Regions from separate parts of the Homo sapiens genome. Here region 2 is linked to region 1. The links are chromatin loops, found by intact Hi-C in ENCODE. Cell type or tissue: HepG2. All regions are shown on one strand. Each heading gives the region's core, and the rest is flanking DNA. Links, peaks and the distances in the headings are about the cores only.

Region 1 (5,389 bases), core at 81-5,080:
CCTAAATGTTCCACTTCTATTCCCTGAGCCACCACACCCTAGACCTTGCTCAAACTCAGAGCCTCTCTTTGCCAAGCTTCCCTTGCCTACGTTTGCACCCTCTACATGGGTCAGACATATGGAAACATAGGCAAGAATGTGGGTGTGTGATCCATCCCCTTATCTATAGCAATGAATTCCCCAGCATAGCACATATACCTTCAGTGGCTGGTGAAATGAGCTTAGGAGGATGATAGATGAAATTTGCAATATACATTTTAGTAATTGTGTATCTACTTTAATGTATATTAAACAAACATAATTAGCCATAACATTTCTGATTTTATAGATATTATTACTTAGAATGAGGCTAGGTTTGAAAGGTGCGTTAAAATCAATGATTTTAAAAAGACTTAGGGAATTAACAATGTAGCGTGCATTTATGCCTAAATTGTGAAGAAAACATAAGAGGCCCAGGGTTTTGGAAAAACTATTCACAAGGATAATGAGTTCAGGATATGGGGACCCTGGCCAGAGTTGTCTTCACCATAAGTACTTTTTCTAGGAAAACAGAAATTATGTTGATCAGCATTATTTACCTGCCAAACTGTTCATCTTTTCTCCAGAAGGCAGTAAAAAATAACACAAAGTGCCAAAACGCAATGAGTTTAGCAACACAAACACCACTGATTCTTTGATAAATACCATACAGCTCATGTGCCTGCTTTTAATTCAGGAGAGAAAGCCTTCTATACCAAGGCCAGCACCCACCAGAGAAGATCTAAGTCAGAAAAAAGTAGAGTTTTAGTTTTGCTATGGAAGGATGATATCATGAAATATAAAAATAGCAATTGTCTGAAATTAACAGTAGGAAAAAGACAGGCTACATTGGCCTTAGTCCTGTTATTTTTATATATTCTAAAAACATTCTCAACTAGCATAGACGAGTCCCTTCCTCTCCACTATTTTGATGTTTGCCATTTCAAGGATACCTTAAGGTGAGCCCTAGATTGGGACTTAAAGATTCAGGCTCTGCGTGACTCTGTAGTTTCAAGTTACTCCACCTTTCTGAGCTTCCCTTCCTCCTGTGACAAATGACACCCAGTAATCCTCAAGTTCTAGCCATTCTGTGATATTCTGAATGTGGAGTCTTCAAATCCAAGTAAGTTCAGCCAAGCTGAGAACACAGAGAATTTTTGTTCTTTTTCCCCTCTTTTCCTGATTCAGTGGTTTGTTGATTCCTCTAAGTACATGGCGTCCAGCTATCCATACGTGATAAAAAAAAAATAGCTCATAAACAAGTGGAAGTTGTCTTCGGTTGGATTCCTCAGAAGCAGACCCTTAGACAGGGATTTATGTGATAGTGATTTATTAAGGCAGTGCTCGCAGGAGAAACCAGAAAGGGAGTTTGGAGAAGGACAGTGGGGACACAAGGAAGCCAAGCCAAGGAGCCCTTGCCAGCAGGGTCCCAACTTTGGCATGATCCTGAGAGAATCTTTGGAGTGTACATTACACCTTATGGTTTGTCTCACCTTAAGGCACAGAAGCAGTACAGGAGCTAGTTTTTTGTACTCCTCTGCCAGTCAGTTGTTAGCTAGGGGCCTGCCCTGGGGGTGGGCGGTGGGGGGAGTAGTGGGTCAAAAGCTCCCAGGTACTTGCTGCCACTCCCAGTGGATCAGGCGAAGCAACCCTGGGGTGCTCTTTTTTTTTTTTTTTTTTTTTTTTTTTGAGACGGAGTCTCGCTCTGTCGCCCAGGCTGGAGTGCAGTGGCGCAGTCTCAGCTCACTGCAAGCTCCGCCTCCCAGCTTCATGTCATTCTCCTGCCTCAGCCACCCGAGTAGCTGGAACTACAGGCGCCCGCCACCATGCCCGGCTAATTTTTTTGTATTTTTGGTAGAGACGGGGTTTCACTGGCTTAGCCAGGATGGTCTCGATCTCCTGACCTCATGATCCGCCCGCCTCGGTCTCCCAAAGTGCTGGGATTACAGGCGTGAGCCACCGCACCAGGCCAACCCTGGGGTATTCTTACAAAGAGGGTCACAGGCACAGAAACACGGAGATGACCACAAAGAACCCCTAAGGGAGCTGAGCAGATACCCAATAACATTGACTACTGAAGGCAAAACTGTTACTAAGCCTGAATACATACCAGCTTCCTTCCAGGTGTTGGTGTGGTCATAGCAGCACAGAAATAGTTTGGTTTTCATGAGAATGGTGGGAGTGGGGTCTTTCTGTTTGGTCTTAGAATCTGTCTGTTCACGCACTCCTGAGAGGAATCATTTTGTTTAGGGTATAACAAGACTTTCTTTTATTGTGGCCAAGTGTTAGCCCCACAGAAGATTACTCATCTCCCAAGAACCAAGCTGTGTACCTCAGAATACAAACATTTTCATCAGTTCTGTCCTAGGATGGGGAAGGAAGAGACCCAAACGCAAAGGTTTCTTGCGAGAGCTCCTAAAACCATCCCTAAGGGGCGGTTCTCCACTCCAGCTTCAGGCTGGATGCGGCTGCACTAACAGTAGCACTCTGTAAATATTGGTTAAATGAATGAACCTGTTACCGTGGTTTGTTTAACTATGAACAGAATCAATGAGACAAGATTGGGGCCCCTCTTCTCTCCTGGTCAGTGAGGCTGCTGTGCTTTGGCTCCTAAGTAAACAATCAGGAACTGTTGCATAATACAAACCACAGGGCTAAATACCCATTTAGCCACATTTGCAAAACAGACAAAAGAAACATTGGCATTTTCGAAAAAGAGAGATTTAGGCATAATCAGTGTTGGTTGTGGCTGGATGCCCTGTTACAATTAAGAAATGCCAATGCTGGCTGCATTTCAATGCCAGGCCTCCCCAGACCCAGCACCCTAAAATACAAAACCCAAGCAGAGGCCGCTTTTCACGATGCTGTCACTAATCCTGGACTAGCCCAGGGAAGGGGCATATCAGGGAAGCCAGACTTCCCTTCTCAGAAGAAACCAGATCAAGACTGTGCCTATTTATATCCAGACATACAGATATAGAATCCCATTTAGGAATGGTGTGGGGTGGAATGTTCTGGGAAATAGATTAGCCAAGCTTGAAAGGAATTGGGCTTTAATGCTAGTGCCTCTTCTCAGAGACACTGTGGGAGAGGGTGACAATTCTGTGGGCTGGTTAAAGTACTTGTCACTTGAGATTGTTCTTCAGCCAAATTCTCCTATAAGAAGCATACTAATGGTGTTTAACACATGCTATGTTATCAGATATTGAAAACAACATAGTGGGAAGGAAAAGGGACCACCACCTCAGATCAAGATGGCCTCCTCAATGCTGGGGAGCCGCGTTCTTGTGTTTTTGGATAGTTTGGATAGTTTGGATAGTTTATCATAAGGTTACCCTTATGGGAAACCAGAGTTTCCCACTGGATCCTTGCAAAGACCTTCAGCCCTAAGTCATGCTACACATGGATCCTTCCACTCTGGGGGACCATAAGAAGGACCTGTGGTTGTTGTTGAAAATGCAGATGCTAGCCCGACCTCCACAGATTGCTTTCCATAGGTAATGTAACTGGGAATCTGCATTTTAGCAAGCAACTAAAAAAGATTTTGATGCAAGGAGATCTCAGACCATGCTTTTTTTTTTTTTTTTTTTCTGAGATGGAGTCTCGCTCTGTTGCCCAGACTGGAGTGCAGTGGCGCGATCTCGGCTTACTAAGAGGCCCTGTTATGAGCCACTGTGACTCATCTGTTATCCAGAAAATGGGTGTAAAATAGATGCAAGATGGTATATCAATTCATTCACAAGACATGTGTTCATCATATTTGAAATATAATCTTTTGATTTAAGTAGGAAATAGTTTAAAACCAGTATTTCCTGCTATGAAAAGAGGAGATTGAATTTCATGCACAGGAATATTCAAAAATACAATAACAAGGAGCCAAGTCCATCCCATGCTTTAGAAAATTTACAACTATGAACACGGCAGATTTAAGAAGTGTCCATTCTTAGTGATAGAAATGTAAACAGAAACTTACAGCATGTTATCTGCTGAAAGTACTTTTTGCTCTGGTCCTTAGTTTGCCTTAAAACATAAGCTTTAATTATTTGCAGAGGGAGAAGAATAATTTATCAGCACCATCCACAGAGTCTCCAATGCACAAAATCCTCAGTCTCTTCTTCCTCTGTCTTACAGAACAAGACTTCACAAACCTTGTTATTTGGGAGAGACAGAACATCGTCAGTGTGCTTTTTCTAATAACTATCTTCTCTTCATTTTCTGAATACAAGAATTTATCTCATGGAAATCAGTCATTTTGTCCACCCTCCAGTGCAGGGCACCATTAGGAGACTCAGAACCCATGGCCCCGTGGAGCTTTCAGTCAGCTTGGGAGGTAAATGATGTTGGGAGTCTGTAGGACATGTGAATTGGTGAGGTTAAAATAACATCGCGTGGTCAAGAGTGGAGCACAGGCACAGAGTCACCCCCAAGGTGGGAACTCCACCTCTCACACCTACCAGCCTAATATGGAGATAATGTGATTTAGGGCAGCACTTCTCAAACTTAGTGCTTGATATGTTGTTCAGTACGTGATCCAATCCAATAAGTCTGGGGTGGAACTCCTAACAAGCTCCCTGGTGAGGCCGATGCTGGTCTGGGGAACACATTTGGAGTACCAAAGGTTTGGGGGTTTCTATATAATCCCCCTAGTTTCATATAAAGTTCTTAGTTTGATTCCTATCACATTGCAAGTTCTTGACAAATAACTATTATTATGAAGAGTGTTTTGACAACTAACAGTTGTGCGGCATAGAATGTTAGAATAGATGCAGCTGATTTTGCCTAACAGGGAAAGGCTGCTTCAAACCTGGGGCAAATTCTGATGATTCAGAAAATGGAAGGAATCACCTCTTCACCAGTTTCACTCACCCTTTCAATGAGGGGACTTAGGGAGTTGTCTCAGCAGCAGTCACTGTGCTTAACAATATATTCCCTTAGAATAAGTGCTTTGCATCTTACGGTTGCATTCTCTTCAAGAAATTTCATCCAGTGAAAATAATAGCACCAAACCCATTTTTGATCATATTCCCATGCCATTACAGTCAGGGAAAGAGATTATTAGTCTCCAAACAAATCCAAGTACTGGCTCTTTCTGGAGGGCAAGAATAGAAACCCAGAGAAAAAAAGGTGGCTATTGTGAGCCAAATGAGAGCACATTAACCCATGACTTAGATGCTTAGATGCATTAGTTTGATGTTGTTGCTGTTGTTTTGGTTTGTTTGATGAAGATGAGAGACATAAGGCTAAGAGAAATGAATATTTGATTGGATTGAGTTTGATCAAGGTTGTGCAATATGAATAACATAGTAGAACAGGGTTATGGTAGCAACACTTATCTTCAATATTGATAAAAGCAATAATGCACTATGAAAAG
Region 2 (5,389 bases), core at 304-5,303, 140 kb after region 1:
CCAACAAACAGCTTCACTTACATTTAGGAATAGTTTTCAGGGATTGCATTCTCTTTCATGAATATTACTATATTCTTAGTAAAGCAGCATATAAATCTACTTATAATCCAAAAGTAGGCTAACATTGGGTTTAGGTGCATCTAAATTCAAATTCTGTAGATGATTGGCAAAAACTTCCATTATGGGATACAATAGTTACTAAATGGAAGCACTTAGCTACATGAAAAAAATTATAAAGATATCAGATATTCAAAATTGACTTTTCCTTCAGATTAAGAGATAGCTTTATTTAGACAGCTGAAACAGGGCCTTGTAGGAGATGTTTAGTCTCTTTGACTATTCCCCAAAGATTATCAGGAAGGAATAACCTAACTAATTGTATGTTTTGTCAAGGCCTGCATTGATTTTTTACATGATAATTTTAAATAACCTGCATAATGTATGTGATGGTAAACAACATTATTTTATTTTAAAGTTATCCAAAGAACTGCTCAACAATATGAACAACAATATGAAAATACATAGTACAATGGCTGATTTATGGTTACTTCAAATTTCTTGTCTACAATGTAAATGCCTAAGTAGCTTTGATAATACAAACCAAATGAGTTCAAGGATACCTATAATAAAAGATATTAATGTGATATAGTTTAAATATCTTGTGTAAAATACTTCACTTACATAAAGTGCTTCAGTCTAACAGTTGACTTACAATGTCTAACATATAAAGACTCTCTAATATGGTACAAATGGAAGAATTAAAGGGTAGGATATCTATAAGACCAAATAAGTATTTGATTAAAAGTTTCCTTTATTTGCTGTAGCTCTCCACTTTCTTCCTTGCTGCTAAAATCCTAATGCCTTTTGATTAATAAGATGATAATCCTGTTGGACTCCTATGGTTGAATAACGTTTAATGTTACATGTCCTGAGAGTCCCACGAAATTATTGAGCAGCTGTCACCGACTTCATTTTCTTCTTCACACTCTCCCTTTCCTTTTCCACAGCGATCACGGTTTCCCATTCTCTCTCCTGAGGTACTTCATAATGCAATATTCAGACCTCAATCTTACTTTAAGTCACAAAACACTGCCTGAGGCTTACCTTAGTTGCTATTTTTACTTATCATTTATTTCTGCCAAAAGGAACTCCTCTAAAATTATTTTCATCAAGAATTTTCATTTCATGTTTTATCATCTAAGTTTGAACGCTAATTTTCTTGAACTATAGAGGAAGGTTTTTTTTCTCTTTTTTTCTATTTCCAGTGTTTTCTGCTAGGGATTATTATAACTTTAGGAAACATAGAGGTATTTGTAAATATATTTTAACGAATTTGTGATATATTCAAAATAAGAGCATTGATGTTTCACTAAGGAATGTAATCAAATTGTATGGCAAAGCTAAAAATGATAGAATTTAAAAAGTGGCTATCGTGAAAAGTAGAAGCCCCTAATCTATAAGATCAATTGGAGAGGTTCGCTGTGTCACCCCTTCTTGGAGGAACTTGAAAAAATGCAGGATAAGGGCAAAGAGAACCAGGACAATACCCAACTCCTATGTGACACATTGTAAACACATGTGATAAAGAACCCTTCTTTTAGGTTGGGGTGATGATAAAAATGCAAAGGCATGGCATCAAGAATGCTTTTTTCCATTTATGTGACCAAGTTTTCAGTAAATAATTTATTACAAATAAGCTTTTCCTCCTGCCTTTATTAGATAGCTATTGCTGTATAAGAAAGTACATCCCAAATTTGACTTAAAACAACATTTATTATCTCACAGATTTTGTGGGTTAGGAACCAACCTGGGAGTAGCTTAGCTGGCTTTTTTGCATCAGGGTCTCTCGTGTGGCTCCAGTGGTAGGGCTATACTCAACTCAAGGTTCCACTGGGGAGAACCTGCTTCCAAATTCACTCTTGTGGTTATTGGTACGATTCAGTTCCTTTTGAGCTGTTGGCTAGAAGCCTCCCTCAACCCTTGCTATGTGGGCCTCCCCAGGGGGCAGTTCCCAACATGACAGCTGGCTTCCATTGAGAGAGAAGGCATCAAGAGACAAACTCATCTTTTTACCACCAAATATCAGAAGTGATATCCTGTCCCTTCTGCTGTATTCTATTCATTAGAAGCTAGTCATTAGGTCCCACCTACACCCAGAGAGTGAACCACCAGGAAGTGAGATTATTGGGAACCATCTTAGAGGCTGCCTACCACATGCAAAATACGTCCCCCCTACTCCTCAGATCCTCAAAAGTTTCACTTTTGCATTACAACATCAGCTCAAAGTTCAGAATCTCATAATTGGAATCAAGTCAGGGTGATATCATAACTGGAATCACCCCAGGCTTCCTCAGGAGGTAGTTCTTTAAGTACAGTTCCTGGAACACAGTTGCTTTCCATCTGTAGACCCATGAAACTAGAGAAAAGTTATCTGCCTTCTACTCACAGCATAAAATTATGGATAAGGCATAACCATAACCATCACCATAACATTCTGTCCACAAAGCTGGGAAATGGGAGACATAAAGGAGTCACTAAGTCTAGCCCATGCTCAAGGGGAGGAAATTATGCAAGGTCTGAAACTAGGAGGTGGGGCCACCTTAGAGGCTGCCTACCACACTGCCCTTCTATTTGATTGTAATAATAAAAGGAGTAAAACTTTTGATAAATATTTTATGAGACTTCAGGTGGGGCTGATACCTAACATATATGGATGGCATTGCTGCTTGTATTGCTAGTTTTTTCCTTTGGCTCAGAGTAAAAATTCTTTTTGATTACAAGAATATCAGAGGAAATTGTTTAACAATTCTATTTCTCTTTATCATGGCTATAGATCTGATCATTGACTATTAGGTTGGTTTGTTTCCCAAAAATTTCCAAAATATTTTCCTAAAGTTTAATACAACATTTGTTATAGCTCCATGCTTATTCATGTGGCTGCCTTCTATATTTCTTCTTCAATTTATCAATACATCTTATATTTGCATAAAATTCAAACTACATCCCTTGGTGAAACATAATGTCTCTACTTTGAACATGGGAGATTTTCTACTTTCTTTTTCATACTATTGACTAGAGAAATAACTTCCCCTTCCCTTTATGCTGCTTTCTGAAGTCCTGCTAGAATACTCCTTATTGTCCTTCCTTTTTCTATCAGTCTATGGTTCTCAACCAACAACAGTTTTGCTCTTCGGGGGACATTTGGCAATGTCTGGAAACATTTTTGGTTGTCACAACAGGAGGGTGCTACTGGCATCTAGTGTGCAGAGGCCAGGGATGCTGCTCAGTAAGCTGTAATGCACAGGGCAGCCTCCGTACAACAAAGAATTATGGGGCTCAGAATGTCAATAATGCCAAAGTTGAGAAACCCCAGTGTAAAACAAACCAGTCCTTCTTCCCACTTTAAAAATGAAGACATTACAATGTTGCTTTAGCCTTGGTTACTATATAAATCTACTTTTTCCCCCCAAAAGCAAACATTTCCCCAAAATAACAAAAATGTGGAGTTGTGATATAAACTACAAATTGCAGGCAAACCAGGTTCTACTCAATTACCTAACCACTGAAGAATATAGCTTGAGATAAAGGGCATGGAGAAAAGTGAAATTTTACTAAATGTGCAGTTTGAATACTTCTTTTGATTGAGCAATATATACTGAATGTTTTGTGACACTTTGAGATCTAGTTTTATACTTTAAGCATATGTAATTACTGCTAACTGGAAAATATCTAAAATATGTATATCCAAACTAGAGCATGGATTAGGAGTCTTTTTTATTTGTTTGCTCTCAAAATGATGCCAACATAACAAAAATTTAGAACAATGTACAGCAGCCAGTATAGAATCCCTAAGATAACTATAATATTTTTAAATAAATAATGCTTCATATTTTTATTGTTTCATGGCATTTCCATTCACGAATCACCTTTTTTCCTAAATAAGTGTATCTATAATTTTATGAGTCATTTGTCCAAATATGTAGAACAGGGCTTTGGGAGAAAACAAATACACTCACAATTTTTCTCAATTGCCAACAGACTAGTTTATTTGTTTCTCTTGTAATACGAACATGCTATTCTCTTAGTTTTTATCTTCAATAACATATGAAAGATCCAAAATCAAATTGGCTGTCTCTACAGCCACCTGTAGGCCACTAAGCTTTGCAGTCAAACAGTCCAAGGTCAGGTTGCTGGCTGAGCCCACAGCTTCATGTGGAAGGCAGCTTTGTGGCACAAATGGACGACGTGTGCTTCTTAAGAAAGACCAGTTGAGTTCTTCCTGGCTATTGTATAATCCACAGCCACACTGTGAAAGCAAATCTGGCCAGTTAGCAACACAGGGAGAATCTGCCTGAACTGACCAAAGGTGTCCATACTTCATGTCAGTGAGAATTTCACCTCCATCATGTTCTAAAGAGCCAACAACAGATTCTAGGGCACTGCAAAATGCTTCAGCAATTAATTGAAGTTCTGTTTGAGTACATTCATCATCTTTGAGAATGCTTTCTGGGTCGTTGTGAGTCTAAAGAGTAATAAAAACATTGAAAACACATACAAAGCAATTAATATAAAATGTTTCAGAAAAATAAGATACTGAAATCAAAATCTTATTCCTAAAGTAATTACTTACTTTCATTTAATTTGGGGTCTGGCACAATGCTAACGGGCTTGTATGGGTCAGCCGGCCGGGTTGCAAACCCTTAACTAGGTTGGTTATAGTAAAAATGTATTAAAAATGTATATACTACCAGTCATGTTACCAGAATGAGTGAATCAGAATAACCCCACCATCAGCTTATTCTGAATGAGGCTTGGTAGTGCCTCCTTAATACATGAAGGACTAGGCATAATACATGTATTACAGGTTTTTCTGCACACAGGAGGAAGTTCCTGAAGACTGATGTCCCAAATGGAGTACTTATTTATCTCTGCAAAATGTTTGAGATTTGCTTAAAATGGGAATGCACATATTTTTATTTGGAAATCATGATGTAAATTTTCATATCAATGTTTTAAAAATGAATATTCTTCTCTTTAAATTAATGAAAAGGTAATAAGACCTTAAACAGTCTTCTGGTTCCACTATTTAAAAATGTTTATCCTAGAAATTCCATGATAAAAAGAAAAATTAATATATAGCCATGCACCACATACCAACACTTCAGTCAATGATAGACTGCATATACAACAGTGGTCCCATAAGATTATAAGGCCATATTTTTACTAACCTTTTCTGTGTGTTGATATGTTTAGATACATAAATACCATTGTGTTACAATTACCTACAGTATTCAGTACAGTAATATGCTGTAAGGGTTTGTAGCCTAGGAGCAATAGGCTATACCACATAGCTTAGGAGTGTGGTAGGCTCTACCATGTAGGTTTGTGC

Evidence for each region. Peaks named below come from ENCODE experiments on the same cell type or tissue, not always from the same donor. Only the 100,000 strongest peaks of a DNase experiment are listed, where the experiment ranks them.
Region 2: a loop joins it to region 1, with 2.2 times the contacts of the local background. A loop is called at or near these places in 1 of 110 quality-filtered maps.

Annotation. Positions count from the first base shown.
Region 1 is chr20:10,261,330-10,266,718 of GRCh38, forward strand. All of the region lies in intron 1 of SNAP25 (synaptosome associated protein 25), which reads left to right. Among named protein-coding and RNA genes, the nearest start is that of SNAP25-AS1, 45 kb to the left of the region's middle. In HepG2, for the core only: no CTCF peak of the experiment used is centred there; a DNase peak (open chromatin) is centred at 2,592; H3K27me3 peaks cover 1,494 bases.
Region 2 is chr20:10,401,166-10,406,554 of GRCh38, forward strand. MKKS (MKKS centrosomal shuttling protein) reads right to left here. Exons shown (of 6, transcript NM_170784.3): 6 at 1-4,522. The coding sequence ends at 4,082. Among named protein-coding and RNA genes, the nearest start is that of MKKS, 30 kb to the right of the region's middle. In HepG2, for the core only: CTCF peaks have their summits at 3,270 and 4,180 (motif pointing left); no DNase peak of the experiment used is centred there.